3 separate regions of the Mus musculus genome follow, and regions 1 and 2 are each linked to region 3. The links are chromatin loops, found by intact Hi-C in ENCODE. Cell type or tissue: heart. All regions are shown on one strand.

Region 1 (8,000 bases), 460 kb before region 3:
CTGGATTGTGTGTCTTTTATACAGGCTTATTAGGATTGTAAATTTATACTACACACAGCACTCAGGTAGCCGAAGCAGGAAGATTGCTATGAATTTGAGGCCAGCCTAGGCTACAAAGTGAATTACAGGTCTGCCTGCACTGCATAGTGAACACTGTCATTTAAAGAAATTTCTTGAGATCAGCAAACATAGTTTCTAAAATTAGGTACCATCTGGGGTCACGTGATACAAACTATATAAAATGTTAGTCTTCCATAATCATTCTACTAAAGTTCATGACTCCTGAACCCTGGCCCAAATAATTACCTACCAAGCATCCAGAATGCTGACAGGTAAATGGTATGCCTCACTCCTTATATTAGACTCCTGCCAAGGAATCACAGCCAAATTATCTTGGTTTGCCTACACACCTAGTAATGGTTTTTGTCTAGCAAAAGATTTATAAGAGCCTGTTTCAAAGGATAGGCAAGGACCAGAACCATAACAAACTGAGAAAGCTCTATCCCCAGCACTCCTTCCTCAATACTAAAATACATTCAGCTCCAGGAGCACATTAGATAGGCATATATAGACTCTATAACACAAAGAAAGCCACTCAGAATCACAAGGACAGGTAAGATACTGTGGTGGTTGGTCTGAGTTACAATGGCCCCCGTAGGCTTATATATCTGAATGCTTAGTAGTCACAGAGTGATGCTATTTGAGAAGAATTAAGACATATAACCTTCTAGAAGACAGTGTTTCACTACGATATCTCTCTCTCTCTCTCTCTCTCTCTCTCTCTCTCTTTGCCTCTGTCTCTGTCTCTGTCTCTGTCTCTGTCTCTGCCTATGGATCAAGATGTAGCTACTTCTCTAGCACCAGAACTGCCTACTGCCATGCTCCCTGCCATGATGATATTACAGTCCTCAGGTCATACCCCATCACTGAAGGAAGTCAGGGCAAGAACTAGAGACAAAAACTCAACAGAAACCATGGAGAAATGCTTAGCCTGCTTTCTTATACATCTCCAGACCACCTGTCTCAGGAGTCCCTATCAGTCCCACTATGAGTTGGGCCTACCCATATCAATTATTAATCAAGAAAAAGCCTTACAGACTTGCCTACAAGCAATCCAATGGAGGCATTTTCCTCAGCTGAGGTTTCTCTTCCCAAATAACCCTAACTTATGTCAAGTTGGCAAAAGCACAAGGGAATACTCACTCATACTGTAATTTCCCTTACAGTCTTGAGTAATACTATTCTACAGGCGCTGCCTTTTCATATGCATTGTCTTCAGCTCCTCAAAGATCTTAGTAGGGACAGGATATATATTACATAGCTTGTACCAGAGCAGCCTCAAAAGGCCTGCACACTACAGATGAACATTAAAAATGCATTCTGTTCGTAGTGAAAGTCAGTCAACATTTTTCAAGGCCCACTACCTAAAGCCGTGTGGGAGGAACTAGGATGAAAATGAGAAAATCTTTTCTTAAAGCTGTTGACAAACCTGGTCAACTCAAGCAAGCAAGGAAAAAAATACAGAGGAGTGTCAAGGAGGTGATGTGTCAGGGAAGTGATGGGTAGTAGGGCAGAGCTCAAAGGCATCTAAGTTTTCAAACCTGAAAGCACAGCAGGTGTTTGGAGTCTGAAATGAAATGAGAAACCCAAAACTCCTGGTCAGGAAGTGGTATTTTTAAGTATTGATAGTACTTCAGGAGAATCCTTGCTGGGGGTAGGAGTGGTGGGCACTTCCAAGGCTTCCTTCCCATGAAGTATCTACCAAACAACAGTTTTCAACTATTTAATGAGATTCCACTTCTAAGCTGCACTGATACAAAATGCTGGCCGCTTACATTGCTATACGCCATACTAACATGGCACACAACATCCTAACTCAATTTCTTGATAATACTAAGTGAAAGTTTACTTTAGAGAGTATGTGAATGCAGTTAACATCTGGGCTTAAGAACCAGTCTGAAAACTTGGGAAAAGAGAACCATCTGAAAGATCTCTAGCATTAGAAAAGAGAGGTGACATGGGGGGGGGTGCACAGTTCTATGGTAGAGCACCCCTGAGGAGTCCCTGACTTGACGTTTTTATCCTCAACCCTGGACCCTTTTCCTACCTCTTCTATCTTACTAGTTGGTAAACGTTTATTTATCGAAAGTACCTTAAACAAGATGCAATGATAACTGAAAGAATGATCAGTAGCTAGTAACTGAAATAGTCTAATGTCTGGGAACTGTGTATCTGCTCTTTGGTAAAACGAGAGAACTTTAAGACCACTTCCAACCCCAACAATACACTTCCTACCTGTTGGGCTTCAGGTAATTCAAACTCATTTTCCTCAATCTTAAACTGGAAATAAGGACTTTGTTGTATGGAAGCTAACTAGTCAGTATTAACCAAGTAACTCCGATATGGTAAGTATGCTGGTGTGGGCCATATTAGCTTTATTATCATCTTTACCATCTTCGCTTTAGCATTGACCACCATCAGATGTCCTGGGATACACAGAAAACAGATGCCCTACAGCAAGTAACAAGGACATTACTTCAACACCCCTGAATCTCACTCTACACAACTTGACAAGGCAGTGGTTAGCCTTATCTGTTGCCATACCTCTATGAGATGACTGTCATAAATTAGTCATGCCTAGCATAGGCCATGGGGTCCCAACATTCAAGACAGCACAGCCTAATTACCTCACCCAAGGAGTTCATGCCTTTGGAATTAGAAAAGTCGGTCTCACTTTGGGACTCCACATACTGACATATTCCTCGCCCCTTTCCTTCCCTGCACCAGGATCTACAAAGTACGAAATTCCTTCCAAGAGCTCACTTGGGCTCCAGGAAAGAAACTACAGTCACCCAGGGGACAGGTGGAGCAGAGTGGTCCGGTTGCTTAGCACCACCAGCTCACACCCCCAGAAGGATCAGAGAGCCATGCTGCTGGGGCTGAAGCTGTCCCATCCCGCAGCCGCTCACACCTTCCGGGACTCGTGGAGCGCAGTTCCCGGTGGCACAGCGGCCCTGCGCGGGGAGGCGGCCCACGTGCCCCCGGGCTACAGGCCGCTCGTCCCCGCCCCGCACTCACCTGTCCGGTGATGCCAGTGATGAGAGCCACCTTCCTGAGCTTGCCCATCTCGCCATCCCCGGAGCCCGGGTAGCTCGGGCACTTAGCGGGAGCTTGAGCCATGTCGCCTCAGGCGGGTGAGCGTGCGGCCGAGAGGAAGGCGGAGTGGAACGAGCCGCGGGCCGGCAGGGACCAGGGTGCGCGCGCCAGTCGTTTCACGGAGCTGCAGCGGCCGCCACGGTCTGACAGGGCGCGCGGGAGGCCGGGCGTGGAGCGAGGGGCGGGCCAGCTTAGTCGGGGCGGGCGGCGCGAGCCGGGCTGAGGCCTGGCTGGCGCCGCGTCACTCGCCCAAGCAGCGACGCGTCAGCAGCGCCCCCGACAGCTCCGCCCCTGCCGGGGTCTCCGCGCTGAGCCACGCCTCTCTGGGGGCGGGGCCTGAGGGCGCCGGGCCCCTGGAAGAGGAAGGATGTAAGTCTGCGGTCAGAGTAGAGGATATGGCCTGCATGGGCCTCGGTCTCCGGGAATCCTCATATCGCCCCATGATGCCAGGAGGAATGACGAGCTGACCTTCTCGGTAGGAAAGAGCTCTGAAATCCAAATCTAGGTATCCAAGGCTGGAGTCATCGACCTTATTAAATTTCTAGAAATCTGCTTCATTGTCTTTGTGAGCAGGTCAGTTTTAACATTTCTCGAAGGCACTAGAGTTTCAAGGCTACTCTAACCTGTGAATCTTCTGTGAACATTAGCAGTTTGCTAATGTTTGGACTAGTTTGGGGGTTCCCGGTAATTCCGTTCAAGGAACAGTATTTACTTCGAGGGCTGGAAGTTTCTGGCCCCGCCCCCATCCTGCATAAGGAAACAATTGACAAAAATCCACAGGTCAGTAAAACCTGTACAAATTTCATGAGGTGGGGTTGTTGCAGTGTCTTTTGAACTTGTTTCTATTTAGTGCATGCACACTGACAGATTCACTGACTGAGAAAGGCTGACAAAGGACTCAGACATAGGGACAAGGGTGTAGGGAAGAAACACACACACATACACACGTACACACATACTGTCCAGCTTATCTCTCCAATAAACATCCTCAAACCGTCTTTCCCTTTGCAAACTGAGCTACTAGGACAGGGCCCAATAGAACCTGCTAGATATGATACAAACCTGTAGTTCCAAAACCAGAGTGCCCAAACTCCTCGGAAACATTCCAAACTTTATACATAGGCTTGTCTGGTTTAATATTTTTACCTTTCCTCTAGCGCATTCTATATGGAAAATGAGACCTAGAAGTTGGGGAAATATATTCCTTAAGGCAAGAAATGTCTAAAATCTAGATGATCTTTAACTATTGATTTAGTTTTATGTAAATATGTTGTAATGTAAGGATAAATAGAAAAAAATGAATACTTAGGAGAGATATGTCCCATTTGTTCTGTAGGTCTGACACCTTCTATCATACTAATGAATACTAGGAATTTATCTGTCTAGTAAAAAATTTAACAGAAAAAAATCATAAAAATCAAATATGTATTGGATGTGCTGAGCTATGGCTTGGTGGTAAAGCACTTGCCTAATGGGATTGATGCCCAATAGTACAAAAGTAAACAAATAAAACCAATATTTTTTAGGGCCTGGAAATGCAAAAATAGTAAAGAAGATATTGCAAACTGTCAGAAATAAAAAACTGTGTCCCTTAAACATCCAACCGGTATTTCCTTTATTACCATCCTAGAATCTGGATATTCAAGATCGGGGTTGACTTCCTCTGAGGCCTGTCTCCTGGCTTGTAGATGTCACCTTGCATCTGGTCATGACACACTTCCTCTCCATGTGCTTGCGTTCCAATTTCCTATTGTAAGGACAGTGACTCCCTTTCATTAGGAACCACCCTAATGACCCCACATTACCTTAATTTCCATTTAAAGACCATAGCTCCCAGCCAGCCAGATGGCCTGGTAGGTAAAGGCGCTTGCCATCCTGAATCTAATACCTATACCCACATACTGGGAGGAGAGAATGAAGTCCTACAAGCTCTCCTCGGCCACACATTTAAAAGAAAAAAATAGTAAACAAAGTAATTAAAAATAAAAGGTATCCAATTACCAATTACTTTTTGTTTTAATTATTTTTATAAAGTTTTTTGTTTTGTGATTTTGGTTATTTATTTATTTATTTATTTATGGTTTCCTTTGTTTTATTTTTAGACAGGGTCTCATGTAGCCCAGGGCTGCTGGCCTGCAATTCATTATATAGCCAAGAATGACTTTAAGTTTCTTTCCCCCTGCCCCTACCTCTTGCTTACTCAAATTATATGCATGGACCACTACACCATGCTTATGTGGTTCCAGGGATCAAACCAAGGATATTGTATATACTAAACAAATACTGTACCAACTAAACTATAGCCCCCCCCCATTGCCTTTTTTTAAAGACTCAGTCTTGAGGTGATGAAGTCTTACACTTCAATATATGAAATAATAGAGAGACACAATACATCTCCTTACAGACAAAGGGGAAAGACTTTTCTTGTTGGTTTGGTTTGGAAGCATGGAAGACAGTTGGTAGTGGGCATCATTGTAATTCCCCAGTAACCTTAGGGGAATGTGTGCAGTCAGCATAGGGACTGGACAACATGAGATTTCTATTAGCCAGAGGGAGAGTGCTAGTGTAGCATAGTAATTCATAACTGTAGGAGACTTCGTAACCTAGAAGACATTTGACACTTTTTACTGTAACACTATTGATATTTAATGATTAAAGAGTGAATGGGTCTGTTGCTGAACATCCTATGATTACCAGCCCAGCTGACTCATCGTATCAATACAGTCTGTTCTCTATATCCTTTTAACTTGCATCCAATCAACCAAATTTGCATTGTTTACCATGAAGTTAGCACTACAGCGCTTGTGGTGGTCAGTCTTATTTTAATTACATATTTTTATTTTTGTGTAGGGTGGGAGTGCCTGGAACACAGGGTGCTCCTGTAGAGGTCAGAGGACAAGGTCAGCTCTTTTCTTCTCCCATGTAAGGTCCAGGGATTGAACTCAGGTTGTCAGGCTTGGCAGTGAATGTCTTCCTTAAACCAACTGGCCGGTCGATCCTGTGATGATTGATCTTGTCACCTCGATTAGATCTGGAATCACTCTAAAAGATTTGCTTCTAGGCAGGTCTATGAGGGCATTTCCAGGAAAGGTCAGTTGAATAGAGAAGACCCTCCCCCATAGTGTGTGGCACCTTTCAGCCACCATCCAGATGTAAAGAACTCCACAGAAAAAGCAGTGCTACTTTGCCTGACACCTTAGGTGGGAATTACTGAGGCATCCAGCTTCATGGACTGAACAGTTAGCAGGTTCTCACCCCATCCAGCATGCAGATGACCATTGTAAGACTGCCTAGCCCCTATCGCGTATGCCTATCTAATAAAATTATTTCTATCTTATACATCCATTCTGTTCCTCTAGAAATTGCTGACTAATGAAATGCTTGTGTCTGTAAAGAACATATATGGGTAATTCTCCTTTCATTATCCCCTAAATAACACATTGTGCCAACTACTTACACAGTGTTTATGTTGTTTTAGGCATTATAACTCATCTAAAAATGATGGAAATGATACAGGAGGAGGTGCATAGGTTCTAAGCAGACACTGCACTACTTTATACAAAAGAGTTGGACATCTGTGAATTTTGACATTCAGCGGGAACTAATAGGGATGTAAGGGTATTCTGGAACCAGTCTCCCTCTGATGCTAAGAACCCAGTTTTGCATGTGTGCAGTGGGATATGAGATACTAAACAGTTCCATCCCCCAGTCAATGCCTTCTGCTAAACTTTCATGACCACAGCTCTTCCTCCCACCCCTATCTCTAACTCTTAAGCTACTCACCTGCTCTCCATTTCTAAAAATTTATTATTAGCAGAGTATTTATTATAAATGAATCTTAGGGGTTGGCTTTTTCACTCAGGGTTCCCTGTTGTTATGTTTATTAGTAGTTTTTGTGGAACTTTGTCCTCTGTCAGCAAGAGACCCTGACAAGATTGTCCACTAATATTCCCTAATAAAGAGGAGGGAAAACTCACATGTCCAAGCACAAGGGACTAATGAGGCAGCACACTAGACACTTAAGTCTCCAACCTTCCTCAAAATATTTAAGCCATTAATTACTGTGGGAGTGGGGTGGTAGCTTTTCTTCAGTAATGTAGCTGCCTATAAGTTGTCCTTGTTCCTATAAGTAACCTTTTACCCGTGCTCCTGTAAGTAACTTCAAATAAATTCATACTTGGATGGAATAATATTTTGGTCTGTTGTTATGTTTTGTCTGAAATGAATAAATATTTATTCACATCTTCGCAGGAAAAGTCAATGCAACAATAGCTCATTTGTTCGTATTGTAGAGTAGCATTCTATCATATGGACACACCACAGTGTGTCTAACTACTCATCTACTGAATTAATCTCTCCACATTTGGAGTTGTTATAAATGAAGCTATTATGACCATGCAGGTATTGCTTATTGTATGAAAATGAGATCATTTCTCACAGAGTTAATTACTAGATACTATGGTAATTACATTTCCTTATTTTTAAAACTTACAATCTGTTTTCTTGTAAGGATTTTGTAACTACAAAATATACTGTATTAAATCCCTGTCATGGTTTAATCTTGCCAACCTAATAGGATTTGAATCAGATAAGATACTCAGATTTGAGAGCTCATTTCCAAGAAGGATTAAGAGAGAAGACAGTGCCCTGTGGTAGATGATGTCACTCAAGCACAAGAAGTCTATGGAAAATTCTGTGCTGCCTGTCTGCCTTTGCTTCTTGCTGGTGAATGTGTCTACCCCGTTGTTGCAGTTGCTGATACTGTTGTCTTCTGGTGCTGCAGCCAGGATATAGCTTTTCCAGGAATCTTCCAGGAAAGCATGTTTAAGCTAATGCTGAGGCAT
Region 2 (8,000 bases), 210 kb after region 3:
CTTCTTCTCCTATGCCCTCTTCTGGTGTGTCTTTAGACAGCTACAGTGTACTTATTAAAATAAATACATAAATCTAAAAAAAAAAAAGAAATTGGTGTCATGCAATTCATTTGCAATATGATGATGACGAAGATGAAGATGATGATGCCTCAAGAAAAATGGGAAGTAATGTGAGTAGGCAGTCTTATAGAAAGGTTTTTAAAGGTTCAGTGAGCACATGAGCTTATGATTGACATCATTACTCATCAGGGAAAACTCAAAACCGTAAATGAGTAACCTTATCACACCGATTGGCTAAAATAAGAAAAGAAAAAACATGCACGGGAAGAAACTGAAACTTATAGCCTGTTGGTGGGGCATATAATACACAGAAGACCTCAAAAGCATTAGGTAGGTAGTTAGTTCTTCAGAGTATGAAATGTAGAGTTGTCATAAGACCCAGAAATTCCTTGGGCTATACCCTAGGTAACGCCAAGAGAGCATATATCTATACACAAATTTATACATAGACATTCATAGTAAAATTAATACCAGATAAAAGATAGAAACAATCTAACGCTGACTGATTGAATACAAACTTAATTTAGATAATATCTTTAACCAGACAAAGAAACAAATGTCTGACAAATATTGTCTTGAGATACTAAGGAAAGAACAAAATAGTTAAGCAGATTCAGGAAAGGAATGAAGTCCTACATTCCCGGGTCTGATTAAGACTCTTGCCAGCCCAGTTAACAGGTTCTGTGACGGTTGCTGACATGCACACAATACTCATTCTCTGCATGGATATTTCAATGAAGAAGAGTAAAACAGCAATCATGCTTACAGCCTAAGCATACAGAGTCATTCTCCTTTTCCAGATGTGAGCATGCAAATTCCTAGGACTCTTAGAAGAAAACCTATTTATAGTCCAAGAGATGCCTTGGCAGCCTTCTAACCCATGCTTTATCGTGCCTGACTATAATTCCTATGCAAGGTACCCATAAAGTCATATTTATTTAGGAAACACAAGGAAGGGAACTTAGGCATAGGGGGTTGCTGTTGTAGCTCTCTGGGATAGAAGCCCCAAGCAGCAAAAATATGGAAAATTTTGACTCCATAAAATTCTCCAAGTGAGAGAAGAATGAGAGTCCATGCCATCAAGCAGGAAGTGCACTGAGAATGATCACAATAACTTACTTAAGGGAGACGAAGTCCATGGAGAAGCGTATTGCTGTGGGACCTGTGCTCTGTAGAGTGGGTGCTGTTTTCAAGGGCAGGTCCATGTAGTAATAGACTACATCCAGAAAACCAAATTGGGGGGTGAGTGAGTAGATAAAAGGCTAGAACATTCTAGCCAAGAATAAAAAAATAAGTTGGTTCATTGTTGAATGAGATGGAGCTGGGGTGAGGAAGGAGAAGCAGAACAGAAAGGAGATACTGCGTAAATGAGGAAAATACCTAATTAAAAAAAAAAAAAGATACAAGGACAAAGAGGAAGATAGCAGTGGGCCAGCTGCTTCAGTGACGTGGGATCAGGGGGAAAGTGACCCCAAGAACAAAAGTTAAGACAGGAGGTGGTCAGACTGGCTGTTGATCAAAGGAGAGAAAATACGGTAACCTAAAGGGACAGGAGGTTGGATCTCCTCCTGCTGGTGGAGGACAGAGGGTGAGGAAGCAGATGTTGCAGGTAAGGAAGCCAAACCTTGCCTCAAGCAAGATGATCAAGAAAGCCAGGAGCTAAAGGTCCTGCAGCTGCTGTCACTTCCTGCTGGGTCAGGGGTTAGAGGAGAGTGGTGTGAGGAGATTCTTGTGGAAAATGGAGCTGAGAGGATGAGCACCTTGGAGAAGCCAAAAAGCAACACAGCAAGCTTCAGGGAAGAAGAGATTGGAGAAAAGCCATGAGCCACAAGGAGAACACGTGGGAAAGAAAGCTTTCTAGATTGAGTATACCACAGGGTTTAAAATTGAATGGACTCTCAAGGTTAGCAAAATGGGTGACTCATCCTATAGACAGGGTGAGCCTCTCCTGTGTCTGAGAAGTCTTCCTAATGTTCTTTCCTGTTTCCCACCAAGGCTTCCTATGTTGAAGTTCTACTTATGCGTTTGGCCTCGTATAGTTTCATTCTTTGTCATTTTAAAAGCTTGTCCTTAAATAACTGAACAAAGAAATACTGAATCTCTATTAACTACAAAGGAGAATGAGGTTTTCTCAGCAACTTTGTAAGATGTAGCATCTGAGAGCCACCAAAGCCACACATGAGGCTACTGCTGAGTCACTGCAGCCATGCTCGTCTTGAGAGCCCTGCATGCTTAGGTGTGTCTCATTCTCTCTTTTCCTACTTTTCTTCCCTTTCTGTATTACTTTTTAAAAATATATTTGTGTTTGCTTCTCAATAAATCCAACTCCATCTCATACGATCTCTTTCAGAAATTTCTTTCTCTGGCAAAGTCAAGAATGGTGGTTTCACTTGAGTTGAGTTTTTTTTTTTTTTTTTTTTTTTTAAACATATTCCAATGCCCACAGCTCACATCGTGTGGCAAGCCTGTCGCCTGTGCCCCGGTCACTGCCACCTTGAACACTTAAGGCTGAGCCTCAGAAACATCTGTTTAGCAAAAGACCACACACATGATTGCATACTCTGTTTAAACAAAGTGCTCATGACTGGTTAAAAAAGCCAGAAAATGGGTTAGTGTTTGCCAGGAGAGGAGGCTGGGTGTGTGGAAATGGATTTAGACACGGGGCACCCTTCACATCTACCACTTGCCACCCCGCAGGCCCAGAGTTTTATTAAAATCCCTGACATTCTCCCTTGGTGCACAGCGAAAACTCCTGCTACTTTCACTTTCTCTAAGGACCCAGTTTTTTCCCAACCCCCACTCATCCTCTTCCTGCTGTGGTCGCCAGAGCCAGAAGCAGCCTGTCTCCCCGCCCCTGAGCAGGAGCACAAAACCAGAAGTCCCTGCCTTGTACAGGCAGCTCTGAAAGCCTACTGGGAGCATCAAGGCTGCAAACGCTGGATTGAGAAGCCGCAACTGTGGTAGGTGCGGGCATCTGGCTCGGGGTGGCGCTGTGGGACCCGCAGAGGTCATGTTTACAAGGCATAGGCTGAGTCCAGGAGGGAAAACAAGACTGCTTAGTTAGGGAAAGAGACAGCTGGGAGGTAATGTCTGATGAGCTTTTTAAATGGTGACTCCTTTAGGATCTCCAGCTGGCCAATGGCAGAGATGCAGATCTTAGGGCTGGTTTCTAAGCTGTGTTGGCTCCTCCTGAGCCAGGCCTGGGGACTGCAGGATATTGGCGGCCTCTCCACTGGTATCTTTTTATGCTTTCTATCAGTCCTTACCACCTAGGCAATTTGAAAGCCTCTGTCTTCTCCCTGTGGATCTTGCAAAGTAATCCCTCTCTTACTTCCGGACCCTTTAAACATCTGGGGTCTCTGGTACAAATTTGAGCACTGCTCATTCTCATTTATAAAATAATTCACTCCATGCTGACAGTGATCATATCTTTGATAACTTTATCTGAGAAATCAAATACCCCTTTATTTGAGTATGCTTACTATTAGAGTGCCAGACATCCCCCTTACCTTCAGAGAGCTCCAGAATATGGAGTAGAAAGGACAGCAATCAGTAAGAGAAAGGTGACACTTAAGAGAAAGGTGACACTTAAGAGCAGACCTGGGGTGGGGAAGCTGCACTAGGGAAGGAGAGCAGAGGCCCTGAGGCTGTCCTGTTCCAATGAAGTTGGGAAAGGGGAGTAGTTTGAACTCAGTGACAGGGATGGGGTAGGGAATGTTCTAGGTGAAATAAACTGCACTTCAAGGACTCAGAAGCAACTTTAAAGTGACATAAGGGCAGGAATGCAGGAGAAGGGGGCAAGCTGGGTTAGATGAGAGGACTAGCCAGAGAGTAAGTCTTTGAAATAAAGCAGCCCCACCTTTCCTCCAGAGCCCTGGAAGTCATAAGGGGAGGAGCCAGAGGATCCGAGTACACTCTCAGGTTGCTGTGTCCCTCTGTCTGAGGAATGGGAAGAAGTGTGGTTTGAGTGTTCTGATGCTCCCTAGGCTATGTGATCTGCATGTTAACTCAGTAGGAAGCACTCTGAACATATGTGAGGGTTCAAAGGTGAACCCTGGAACAGTGAGAGCACAGCCATGGGATGCACAGGGACTCAGAACTGGGTTAAAGTGTCAGGAGCAGTCACTTAGTCTGGGCCAAGCTGTCCATCCATCTGGAAGATGAGTCATAATCAGTAGAAAAGCAGCCAGGGTGCCTGCAGCTGATGCAAGGTCCTCTGAGCAGCTACTGCAGGGGAATGCTCCCCAATACACAACACAGTAATAATGCTAGCTTGTCTTTGGGTCTCATTTAGCATCTCAGTGTCTTTTCTGTAGCATCTCGAAAGTGGGGAGGATACTGTCTAATTCTTCATGGGTAACACAGGAGTCTTCACAGGCAGCGTCCAGGATACAGAGTTGCTGAGTCAGGCAAGAGGACCCAATGTTCCTGGTTGTTTTCTTCTTCGTTTCCTCTTCTTCCTTCTTCAAACTCTATTGTCTTCAGAAGAGAGGCGTTGGTCTGTATGGGAGAAGGCTGAATACCACCTCTCTCTGCTGTGTTTTGTGTTTGTGCTCCTGATGATCTTGCGTTCTCCCTGTGCAGATGAGAAGAAGCTAGTTTGGTTTGCTGCAATGACCACACTTAGCTAATAACCTTAAAATTGGAAGGACTGTAATCTAGAATGAATTTTTGAAATCTAATTTAAGGTACCTATGACCTTTGAAATGACAACCAGAAACAGAGTCCCAGATTTCCCTGCCTGAGAACAATGAACCTTCAGCTCTACGTTGATTTTTATATCTCCTTTCCCTCCAGACTCTGCATCATGAATACTCTGTCTGAAGGAAATGGCACCTTTGCCATCCATCTTTTGAAGATGCTATGTCAAAGCAACCCTTCCAAAAATGTATGTTATTCTCCTGCGAGCATCTCCTCTGCTCTAGCTATGGTTCTCTTGGGTGCAAAGGGACAGACGGCAGTCCAGATATCTCAGGTATGTTCTCTGTCATAGTCACACCCGAGTCACATGCATAAGAACTGCTGAGAAGGGACAGAAGGAATGTGCACACACTGTTTCATGGGGCAGGGGCTAAAGAGGAAGGACAGAGTCTCCTCCAATAAGACTTCTTTAAGGGCAATGAGATTTCCTGAGTCATAACTTGGGGTGACTCTCAGTACATTGTCTAGAATCTAATTAACAGTGGTGCATGAATAATTTTATACTATACTTGGTGTTACAGGCCTTTAATTACAGCTACTAAGGAGACTGAGATATGAAGATACCAAGTCTGAGACTACCCTGGGCAAATTAGTTCTAGAAAAATTAAGACGTTAAAAAAAAAAGATGGAGGGAAGGTCTTAGGGTTATAACTTAGGTACAGTCTCAAGTACTGCAATTTGAGAAAATAAAAAGATGTTTAAATTATTTGAAAGAGAGTTTGCTGGGATCTATTTTATTTTTTAGAGCAACAGTCTTTGTAATTAATTGTTTGCAAGGAAAGATAATTCCTTCTCTTTATTTTGTCTAATATGCCTTGCTTCAGCTAAAATACTGAAGGGGGCAAATGTGTGGAGCTAGTCCATGTCCTAACTGGACATTGGGTTCATTACTTTTTGACAAGCATCCTGAGAGCATTCCAAATTAGGAATGGGTTCCTGACCTCACAGCGTTCCTGAACAGGCAGGAGCCATTTGTCTGAGAAAAAAAGCAAGCAAGCAAACAAACAAACAAAAACAGAAACAAATTGTCAGCATTCAGCTTCACAGTGGGAAGTCATCACTGTTGCTCTGTGGTCTGCCAGGACTTTCTTTCTCATGAAGATCCTTTCGGGTGTAAGTGCTCGGTCTCGTCATCTCCAAACATAGTCCACGAGGCCATGCATGTGTAGAGAGGCTTCTCCCTAATTGGTCCTCATGGTCTTTTCTAGGTTCAGGTTCACTAATCAACTCATATACAGATCTTATGTATGTATATAACATGTATGCTCATGTATAGCGTGTGTGTGTGTGTGTGTGTGTGTGTGTGTGTGTGTGTGTACATGCCCTTGTATATACCTCTTGTTGGGGGTGGGAGGAGTCAGTTCTGGTTGTCTTACTCTCTCTCATCAGGCTCCTCCCAGTGCTGGGATGACCCCCATGCACCACTGGGCCCATCTTCTATGCTTATTGAGACTCCAACTCAGATGCTCATGTACTTTACTTTCTGAGTCATCTCATCACCTTGACAATTCCTTTGGAAACAAATTGTTTTATTACTGAACTCAGAATGTTTCATCTTTTCCTTCCCAGGCACTTGGTTTGAATAAAGAGGAAGGCATCCATCAGGGTTTCCAGTTGCTTCTCAGGAAGCTGAACAAGCCAGACAGAAAGTACTCTCTTAGAGTGGCCAACAGGCTCTTTGCAGACAAAACTTGTGAAGTCCTCCAAGTAAGTTGTATTAGTAGAATAATAGCAGTTGAATGCAAGGCAGTTGTTGTTGTAGAGCCTATGAGAAGGACCCTAGAGAATACGAGAAAATTACAGGTCTAGTTCTACTCAGTGTGAGGCTACATATCTATAATACCTTTATTTAGATGGCCAAGAGGGTCACATGTTCTAGGCCAGCTTCGGCTACAAAATGAGACTCACCTAAATGTTCTCCCAAAATATCACAATTCTGTAATGATATTTTGAAATATTTTTAAATTGACTACTTGTAATTTTTATTTACTCATATCTCAGTTGCAAAGTTTCAGTACTTAAAGATGTTGTGGGTTTTTTTTTTATTAAGATTTATTTATTTTATTTATATAAATACACTGTGGATGTATTCAGACACACCAGAAGAGGGCATCAGAACCCATTATAGATGGTTGTGAGCTACCATGTGGTTGCTGGGAATTGAACTCAGGACCTCTGGAAGAGCAGTCAGTGCTCTTAACCGCTGAGTGTGATATCTACACTCAGTTTAGTTTAGTTTTTGGTTTTTAATGCCATAGTATTCAGTAGGTTGGAAAGCTTGCTGAAATGTCATTTTGTAATGTTACCTTACTGAATATTTTCTCTCCAAAGACCTTTAAGGAGTCCTCTCTTCACTTCTATGACTCAGAGATGGAGCAGCTCTCCTTTGCTGAAGAAGCAGAGGTGTCCAGGCAACACATAAACACATGGGTCTCCAAACAAACTGAAGGTCAGAATTTCAAGTTACTTCACACACCACATTCTTGTCCTTTCCATCCACCCTCTCTCTTTTTCCTTCTCTGCCTTTCTCTTCGTTCCCTTCTCCCCACCACAGACTGATCTCACAGCCATTTCAGAGTCAAAGCCATTCTGACTATCTAGACCACCTGGTATAATTTAGAGCTCAGGGAATTCATGGAGGTTCTACTCAGACACTTAGATTTGAAACACAGAGTTTTTTGGTATATCTACCTAGCACAGGTGAGGACTGACGCAAATGATTTCCAGTCTAACAGCTTACTTTAGAAGACATGGGTGGTTTGCAGCATTCGCAGGTCATGTGACTCTGCCATCTCTGAGAAGGAGATTCATGGATAGACCTTCCCCTTAATCCTGCTCTAGGGCTGCTTCTTTCACAGTCTGTGTTGTCTTAGCTGTCACCACCTTTACCTCTGAAGGAGACTACTGTTTCTGCTTCCACAGTTCCTGCTTTAGATTGGTTACTTACATTCATCAGAATTAGACTTGATTTCCATTGAAGACCCTGCCAGCTGCTCAGTTACATTAACCTGAACGAGCTTTCCATTTGGGGTTGAACTTTATTTGTTTTTATTCCAGAGATGACAGGTTCCAGCATTAGTCTTTGAGATCATTGTCTGATATTTGAACCATTCAGATCCCTCTCTATCACTAGGTACATTCTTACTTCTGCTAACACAGAGTAAAGAATAAGAATCTTTTCTTAGACTCATCAATTATTTGCACATTTCTTGTTAGAGTTTTGCCTCTTGTATGATCTT
Region 3 (8,000 bases):
AATGGGCCTCTCTTTCCAGTGATGGCCGACTAGGCCATCTTTTGATACATATGCAGCTAAAGACAAGAGCTCCCGGGTACTGGTTAGTTCATATTGTTGTTCCACCTATAGGGTTGCAGTTCCCTTTAGCTCCTTGGGTAATTTCTCTAGCTCCTCCATTGGGGGCCGTGTGACCCATCCAATAGCTGACTGTGATCATCCACTTCTGTGTTTGCTAGGCCCCGGCATAGTCTCACAAGAGAGAGCTATATCTGGGTCCTTTCAGCGAAATCTTGCTAGTGTATGCAATGGTGTCAGCATTTGGAAGCTGATTATGGGATGGATCCCTGCATATGGCAATCACTAGATGGTCCATCCTTTCGTCACAGCTCCAAATTTTGTCTCTGTAACTCCTTCCATGGGTGTTTTGTTCCCATTTCTAAGAAAGGGTAAAGTGTCCTTTCTTCATTCCATCCCTGCAGCTACTCAGGATTCTGGGGCCCAAGCCTTGCAGGCCACGGTGTGTTAGTCAGCTTTCTGTAACTAAGTGCTTGAGACAACTTTAAAGAGGCAAAAGCTTATGTGGATCCCATTGTCTTGGGCATGAGGTGAGGCAATCAAATAGCAGGGTAGGAAAATGAAGGGGAGAAAGCAGCCTCATAGAAGCCAGGAAGGAAGGAAGGAAGGCAAGAAAGAAATGGGAAGGGTTTGCTAAGATTCTAATATCCTTTTCAAAGGCGCCTCTCCAATGACCTACTTCCCACTAGGATTCAGCTCATAAAGGTTCTTTCATCTCCCGACAGTGCCACAGGCTGGCAAACAAGGCTTTAGCAGACGAGTTTTGGGGGAACGCTCCAGAGATCCCTTTGCTAGCAGTAAGGCCCAGGGCCAAGGCATAGCGCTCCATACCCTCCTTTCCTCAAATAAAGGCATGCCACCCTCTCTCGCTTCTGTGTGTTCATCACCAGGAAGTTCCACTGCGTTTTTCCAAGTTTCAACCCTAGGGAACACTGGGCATTGCATATTTGCATAACACAGACATCTTATTACTCAGGAAAACCCCAGGTTTGTAAGATCTGTGCCAGCTAGAAAAAGATCAGATTTTTTTTTTAACTGTGCTACAAATTAAATTGGCTAAAGACTATGTATAAAGCAAATAAGCACAAAGCTCTTTGAAGATGTTTTGCGGGGCCTACCTACCTCTAGAGCCTACCAGAACCAGCAAAAAAAACATGAGCTATTTCTAATTGAACATGTGTGGAAGAAACCTGCTCACTCAACTGATGCCCCCTGCTGTTACAGACTCACATAAAAACAAGACACTTCTCACTGAAAGGAGTTTGCAAAACATGAAACCTGGGACAAAGCATGACTGTCTACCCCTGAGCACAAGAACTCTGAGTGGTCCCCCTTCTTAACCATCTGGTTAGTAAGCAGTTTTTCCTCTCTTCCTATAAACCGCACCTAGCTCAACAAATGGCCTGCACACATTTGAACAGGCTTCCTGTGTCGATCTTTAACAGAAGGCCTTTGTGTTTTACCACACAACCAATCTGGTGCCACAACACTGACTTTTATGTGCACGACACAGTGGACTGGCATTCCCAGTGTCAACCTAAAAGTGAGAGACCAAATCTTTTAAGTTCAGACTCCATTTTAGAGAACTTGAACTCAGGTGAACTAACAGGCCGGTACCTAACATTAGTTTCCAAGTTACCTCCCAACAAAACCTGAGCCTAGCTCCAGTTTCTAGGCTGACCCCCAACTGACAAGCATCTCCAGGTTAATCTCCCCCAACAACTCAGCGTTTCCAGGTTAACTCCCAACAAGCCCACCCCCTGCCAACGACCACCAATGCAGAGGGAAACAAAAGTTAAGTTTATGGTTTGACTCCCAGCACCAGCCAATTATGTTAAAGACCATAGTTGCTTCCCAGTTAGATGCTTCTCAGGCTAGAAACACTCACCTCCCACTTGTTGCTTTCTATAAAGCCTCACCCGGGTAGATATTCAGGGCTGCTCTCCACCAAAACCATCCTGTGTGTCAGCAGTGGGCTGAGGGGCCTGAGCCAGCTCCATTAAAGGACCTGTTGTGATTTGCACTGAATTGGCTCCTGTCTGTTTATTTATTTATTTATTTATTTATTTATTTTTAAAGATTTATTTATTATTATATGTAAGTACACTGTAGCTGTCTTCAGACACACCAGAAGAGGGAGTCAGATCTTGTTACGGATGGTTGTGAGCCACCATGTGGTTGCTGGGATTTGAACTCTGGACCTTCGGAAGAACAGTCGGGTGCTCTTACCCACTGAGCCATCTCACCAGCCCATTTTTTTTTTTAAATTTTATTTATATTTTTTATTTTTTGGAGGGGAGGGGGTGTTCACTAACACTTCCCTGGCAGTACAAAAGCACTTAAAACTACTAGGAAGTCACAAGTATGAAAAAATTAACTCTTAAAAATCCATGCATTTTTATATCAATAAAGGTAAGGAAAAGCGTTCGAAAGTCCTACTTGCAGTACCAAGAAAATATCTACAATATGTTGGGATACACGTAATAAGCAATGTGGCATAGACTCAAGAAAATGCAGGAACGAGACACTTGAGCTTTGGGTAGGGCAGGAGAATCATGGAGCAGTAGCAGCAGATGACCATAGGGGTAGCTTTGATGAAGGTGACTGAAGATGGCTGAGATGCTTGCCAGGTGGAATTAACTAGACTTGAAATGAGGGCGTAAGACAATGCCCAGAGGTTCAGCATCCCCAGGACGCTCACAGTATCCAAGAACAGCAGCATGCCACTCTGGTTATACTCACTTCTGAATCAGACGGTCTATTCCAGTCTTTAAGGGCCCCACATTCTCCACTCTGACTTCTGAGGCAGGAGAAGAAGAGGGAGAAGGAGGAGGAGGAGGAGGAGGAGGAGGAGGAGGAGAAGGAGGAGGAGGAGGAGGAGGAAGAGGAGGAGGAGGAGGAGGAGGTATACACAGCTCAAAGTAAGCACTCAAAGACAGATGGAAACCATCAGAGCCTCTTTAAAGGAGAAAATCAATTCTAGGCTTTTGGTTTGAAAACATTTTTTTTTTTGTAATTTTATGAGCGAGTTTACATGTATTTGTATTTATGCTGATTTAAAAATAAATTAAGTTCGGCTAGGCAATACAAATTAAGGAGTGATTTTTTTTTTCTTTTTCTTTTTCTTTTTCTTTTTCTTTTTCTTTTCTTTTTCTTTTTTTTTTTTTTAAAGTCCTTGCTGGTATGGTTTAATTTTTTGTACCATCACCACCTAGTGGAGAAAACCTTGAACTTCAAAGAGCTAAGGTTTGAGAAGAAATGCAGGGAGGGGTATTATACTAGTCTTATTTCTTCTGTTCTCACAATGAACTTTGAGGTCATTTTCTTCCTTAATATTTGGAAATGGGGTCAGAAGTTAAGTAGCTTTACCAAGGGCCACAGTGTGACTCACTCAGTTCCAGATAACTTGAAATTAAATGTAGTTCATTTTCACCATATAGCCATTCAAAGGGCTCAACTCTATTCTTGTCTTTGTGAGTAAGTTATGTATCTCAATATGGAGAATTGCCTTATTTATACGTGTGAAATGACATGTGCAAAAGGACTAAGATGAAGATAGAGTAGAACACATAGTATGTACGAGACCCTGGCTTAAATCTCTATCACAAGACAATGGAAGCAAGGAGAAAAAGGGGGGCGCCCAGAGACTGGATTCCCTTCCTTTATCCCTGAAACCCCACTTCTTCCTCTATGAGCCCACGACTTGTTTCTCTTTGAATCTACTATTCTTGCATCTTAGTCATTGAGGGTTGGTCATGTGCACTGTATGTTCAGATCTGATTTCTGTGCCCAGAGATCCAGTCACTGTATGGATGCTAGCACTGTCTTGATTATTGAACCATCTCCTGTATCCATGTTGTGTAACGAATACTTCCCAGAGGCTGGAGAAATGGCTTAGTGGTTAAGAGCACTGACTGCTCTTCCAGAGGTCCTGAGTTCAATTCCCAGCAACCACATGGTGGCTCCCAGACATCTGTAATGGGATCTGATGCCCTCTTCTGGTGTGTCTGGAGAGAGCAACCGTGTACTCACATAATATATATATACATATATATACATATATACATATACATATACATATATATATATTTACATATATATATATATATATATATTTAAAAAAAAACGCTCCCCAATCATCTCTGATTGGGTAATAACAAGCTGACCAGCCTGTGGCTGAGCAGAGGAGATAGGAAGGCTGGACTTCTGATCTCAGCCAGGTAGAGAGAGAAGGAAGAGAGGGACAAGAAGACCAATGTTTGCCATGAGGTTGATATGAAAGAGCAGTCATGAGGACACACATGGACCAGAGTGAGCCAGGGGAAGACCAGATTGGCATGTTAACAGGGCATTTGTCTGGGTATTATCAGCCTTAGAGGGTTAGAATAGCCCAGAATGGTCCAGCTTAGGCTTGCTTCTTGTTATTAAACTTAATAGTTCTTTGTGTCAGCTATTTGGGAGCCAGAACGGGAACAGATGAGTTCTACACTTAGGTATGTAACAGAATTTGTAACTCACGTCACATTAGCTATTGCCAGTTTACTTCATAGCATAAGATAACTAAACCTTCAGTGGGAAAACAGTAAATAAAAAGTTTCTACTGTAACTTGCTGTATACTGTTGGGTGGTAAAGTAAATACACACTCAAATTTTGACAAGATTCATAAGTCTTTGCTTTCCCTTAACACATTTAATTTCTGATTATCAGCAATAATCAATTATAATAAAATTTTGATGTTTTTGGTAGCCCCCAGGTACAGGTTGAGAATTCCAGCCTTAGCAACTTAACAAGTCACACTCCTCTCAATCTACCTATATGTATTTAAATATTTTAAAAGATGTATTACATTTATATTTACATGTTTTGCCTGCATGTATGACTGTGCATTACCTAGGTGTAGTGCCCCCAGAGGCCAGAATAAGGAGCCAGATCCTCTGACCTGGTGCTGCAAACTGAAAGAGGAACCTACAATAGCAGCAAGTGCTCTTAACTACTGAGCCACCTCTCCAGCTCCTTTTGCATCTTTCCAAGGAGTAACTTACAGAAAAGCATAATAAAATCATAAGCAGTAATACATGGATGTAGACTACCACACTAACTTTTTAAATTTGCTTTTCAAAAGTAAAAATACAATTTTGTATTATGTAGCCCTGGCTGACTTGGAACTCAAAATGTAGACCACGCTGGCCTCAAACTCTGAGATCCACCTGTCAGTGCCTCCTGAGTACTAGTATTAAAGGTACACAGCACTACACCCAGAGAATATACATTTATAAATGCCTATTGTACTCATTTCCTGCTCCTGTCTGCTGGAAATACCTTTAAGGACTGCCTGCCATCATTTTGTTATTGGGATACAACGGTGATTTTCAGTTTACGACTATTATATCAGCTAGAGATAACTATTAAGCAAGTACTTTGGGCGACAGGTCCTAAAGTAAAATTAAGGGGCACAGGGGAGGGAATCCCTTTTATTGCATTTCCTTGAGCAGCCTTCGGAATTGAACTTTGTCTACCTGTGTAGCTCTTGTGTGTTTATGTCGAAGCCCTTTCTCCAGCTTCCTAGGCACTTCTGGGGTATTTCCACTTCGTTTTAGTTTTATTACAAATATTCTCCCTGATGACAGCATTTCTAGTTCCGCACCCAGAAGGCCAAAATCCTGGAAAGCCAGGTTCCCAAGTTCCCTCCGCTTGGGTTTTACTCGAAGGCGGTTGTTTCCGGTACTGAGCAGGCATGCGCACGCGCACCACGCCTATCCAAGCAGCGCCACAGAAAGGCTCTTCCCAGGGACCGAAGAAGACGAGAGGGCCTGTTGTGACGGAGAACTACATTTCCCAAAGTTCAATGCGAGAAATTGCCGGCGGCGATTGGGGGCATCGGGTTGCGGAGTCTTCTGCCCGCTTTGGACTACACTTCCCGACACGACTCGCGAGGCGTTGCCAGCTGCGGGCCGAGGGCGAGTTGACGCGGGAGCTCAGGACGTGAGGCATGAGCGGCGCCCTCCCTCGGCCCGTGCGTGTCCTGCTCCCTACCCGCGCGAGGGTCGCGCGGCACCGGGCCTAGCGGCGGGCATCGGCGTTCTCAGGGGCAGGTGCAGCCGCACGGGCGCCAGGGAGGGCAGCTGCCACCATGGAGGTGAGCGGGCCGGAAGACGACCCCTTCCTGTCGCAGTTGCACCAGGTGCAGTGCCCAGTGTGCCAGCAGATGATGCCCGCCGCGCACATCAATTCGCACCTGGACCGCTGCCTGCTGCTGCACCCTGCGGGGCACGCGGAGCCAGCGGCCGGCTCTCACCGCGCTGGGGAGCGGGCCAAGGGGCCCTCGCCACCCGGCGCCAAGAGGCGTCGACTGTCGGAGAGCTCGGCGCTGAAGCAGCCCGCCACCCCGACGGCGGCCGAAAGCAGCGAAGGCGAGGGCGAGGAGGGCGATGACGGCGGCGAGACCGAGAGCCGTGAGAGCTACGACGCACCGCCCACGCCCAGCGGTGCGCGCCTTATCCCGGACTTCCCGGTGGCCCGCTCCAGCAGCCCCGCCAGAAAGGGTATGGGGAAGAGACCAGCGGCTGCAGCCGCCGCAGGCAGCGCATCCCCGCGCAGCTGGGATGAGGCGGAGGCGCAGGAGGAGGAGGAGGCGGGGGTGGACGGCGATGGCGACGCGGACGTGGACGGTGAGGACGATCCCGGGCACTGGGATGCGGACGCCGCCGACGCCTCGTTCGGAGTCAGCGCGGGCCGCGCGCATCCCCGGGCGCTGGCGGCGGAGGAGATCCGACAGATGCTGGAGGGCAAGCCGCTGGCTGACAAGATGCGTCCAGACACGCTGCAGGACTACATCGGGCAGAGTAGGGCCGTAGGGCAGGAGACTCTGCTCCGCTCGCTACTGGAGGCCAATGAGATCCCTTCGCTCATCTTGTGGGGCCCGCCAGGTTGCGGTAAGGTGAGTGCTGCTCTTGCTGTTTTTGCCAAGGGCCGCGGAGGTATTCTGAGCCGGGTGCGGTCCTTAGATTCCGGACCCCTCCTCTGGAGAGGGAGGCCTGGGGGCGCGGTCCTGATGCGTGAGCGGAGTTTGTAATACGCAAGCAAGCATGCCATTTCCCCAGATTCCCCAGACCCCTTGTTGGGCGTTTTTCACAAGAAAATGCCCAATTTTCTTGGTTTATGCAGAGATGTGGACAGAGATTTGAGCTATCTTTGTGGTCATATCCATGATTTTTAGTGACCCAATTCCAGGCAGGGGACATGCTGCAAACATTGGGGAAGAAACATTTTGTATGCTCCATTTGTTGTGGAAAACTAATTAAATTTTTTCTATTATACTTGACCCCCTCTCCCACTAATTGGCTTATTCTAACTGGTTTTTGGAACTAATAGAAGTCTCTCTTCTGTGATTCGTTTTCAACAGGCATTTCCATAACTTTCCCATACCAACTGCTGCTTGAGAAAAGCATCAATGTTCTGTTTTAGCCACAGCCAGAGGAGACTGGTTAGAATACCGTGGGTTTAGAGAACAGGTCACTGGAAGAATACTTGAGAAAATGTGGTGAAGTGACAGTCCTGCTCATAGGATACCCGGACCGTCCTGTGGACAGTCAGGAAAGGGCCCAGGATTATAAAGAGCTCTTCTCAATTTACGGTTCAGACTGCTTCATTCACAAGCACATTCCTGATGCTTATCCTGTTTTCCTTTGCAGCTCCTCTCAGCCACACCTCTTTATTTGCTGGAATACATCATTCCTTTTGTGTCTGCTTGTACTCATGTTCTCTCTGGCCAAGCATAAATCACATGTACCCAGATAACATTTTTTTTTTAAGCCCAGGCCCTTGCACTCTACTCCACCATTGAGCTACACTTCCAGCTCTCAAAATAACATGCTGATTGCTTAGGGTGCTGACTGTTAGCATCTTGCCCACTCCTCCAAGATTTAATGGTAGTTACTCCATT

The links. A loop is a pair of places that touch in the nucleus more often than their neighbours do. Peaks named below come from ENCODE experiments on the same cell type or tissue, not always from the same donor. Only the 100,000 strongest peaks of a DNase experiment are listed, where the experiment ranks them.
Region 1: a loop joins it to region 3, with 2.9 times the contacts of the local background. A loop is called at or near these places in 2 of 42 quality-filtered maps.
Region 2: it touches region 3 in a loop (2.6-fold over the local background); 3 of 42 quality-filtered maps call a loop at or near these places.

What each region holds. Positions count from the first base shown.
Region 1 is chr13:32,335,304-32,343,303 of GRCm38, forward strand. Gmds (GDP-mannose 4, 6-dehydratase) reads right to left here and starts at 3,241. Exons shown (of 11, transcript NM_146041.2): 1 at 3,079-3,241. The coding sequence starts at 3,180. In heart, no CTCF peak of the experiment used is centred here; a DNase peak (open chromatin) is centred at 3,368; H3K4me3 peaks cover 1,882 bases; H3K27ac peaks cover 1,345 bases.
Region 2 is chr13:33,001,676-33,009,675 of GRCm38, forward strand. Serpinb9 (serine (or cysteine) peptidase inhibitor, clade B, member 9) reads left to right here and starts at 2,866. Exons shown (of 7, transcript NM_009256.3): 1 at 2,866-3,020; 2 at 4,858-5,035; 3 at 6,331-6,468; 4 at 7,093-7,210. The coding sequence starts at 4,868. Gm36181 (a long non-coding RNA gene) reads right to left here and starts at 4,132. Exons shown (of 3, transcript XR_382177.2): 1 at 3,920-4,132; 2 at 1,180-1,276. In heart, CTCF peaks have their summits at 3,046 and 3,248; DNase peaks (open chromatin) are centred at 2,976 and 4,026; H3K4me3 peaks cover 1,029 bases; H3K27ac peaks cover 2,369 bases.
Region 3 is chr13:32,796,050-32,804,049 of GRCm38, forward strand. Wrnip1 (Werner helicase interacting protein 1) reads left to right here and starts at 5,981. Exons shown (of 7, transcript NM_030215.3): 1 at 5,981-6,995. The coding sequence starts at 6,189. It also overlaps a transcript of Mylk4 not described here. In heart, CTCF peaks have their summits at 1,277 (motif pointing left), 3,281 (motif pointing left), 4,973 and 6,068; DNase peaks (open chromatin) are centred at 5,912 and 6,612; H3K4me3 peaks cover 2,854 bases; H3K27ac peaks cover 2,105 bases.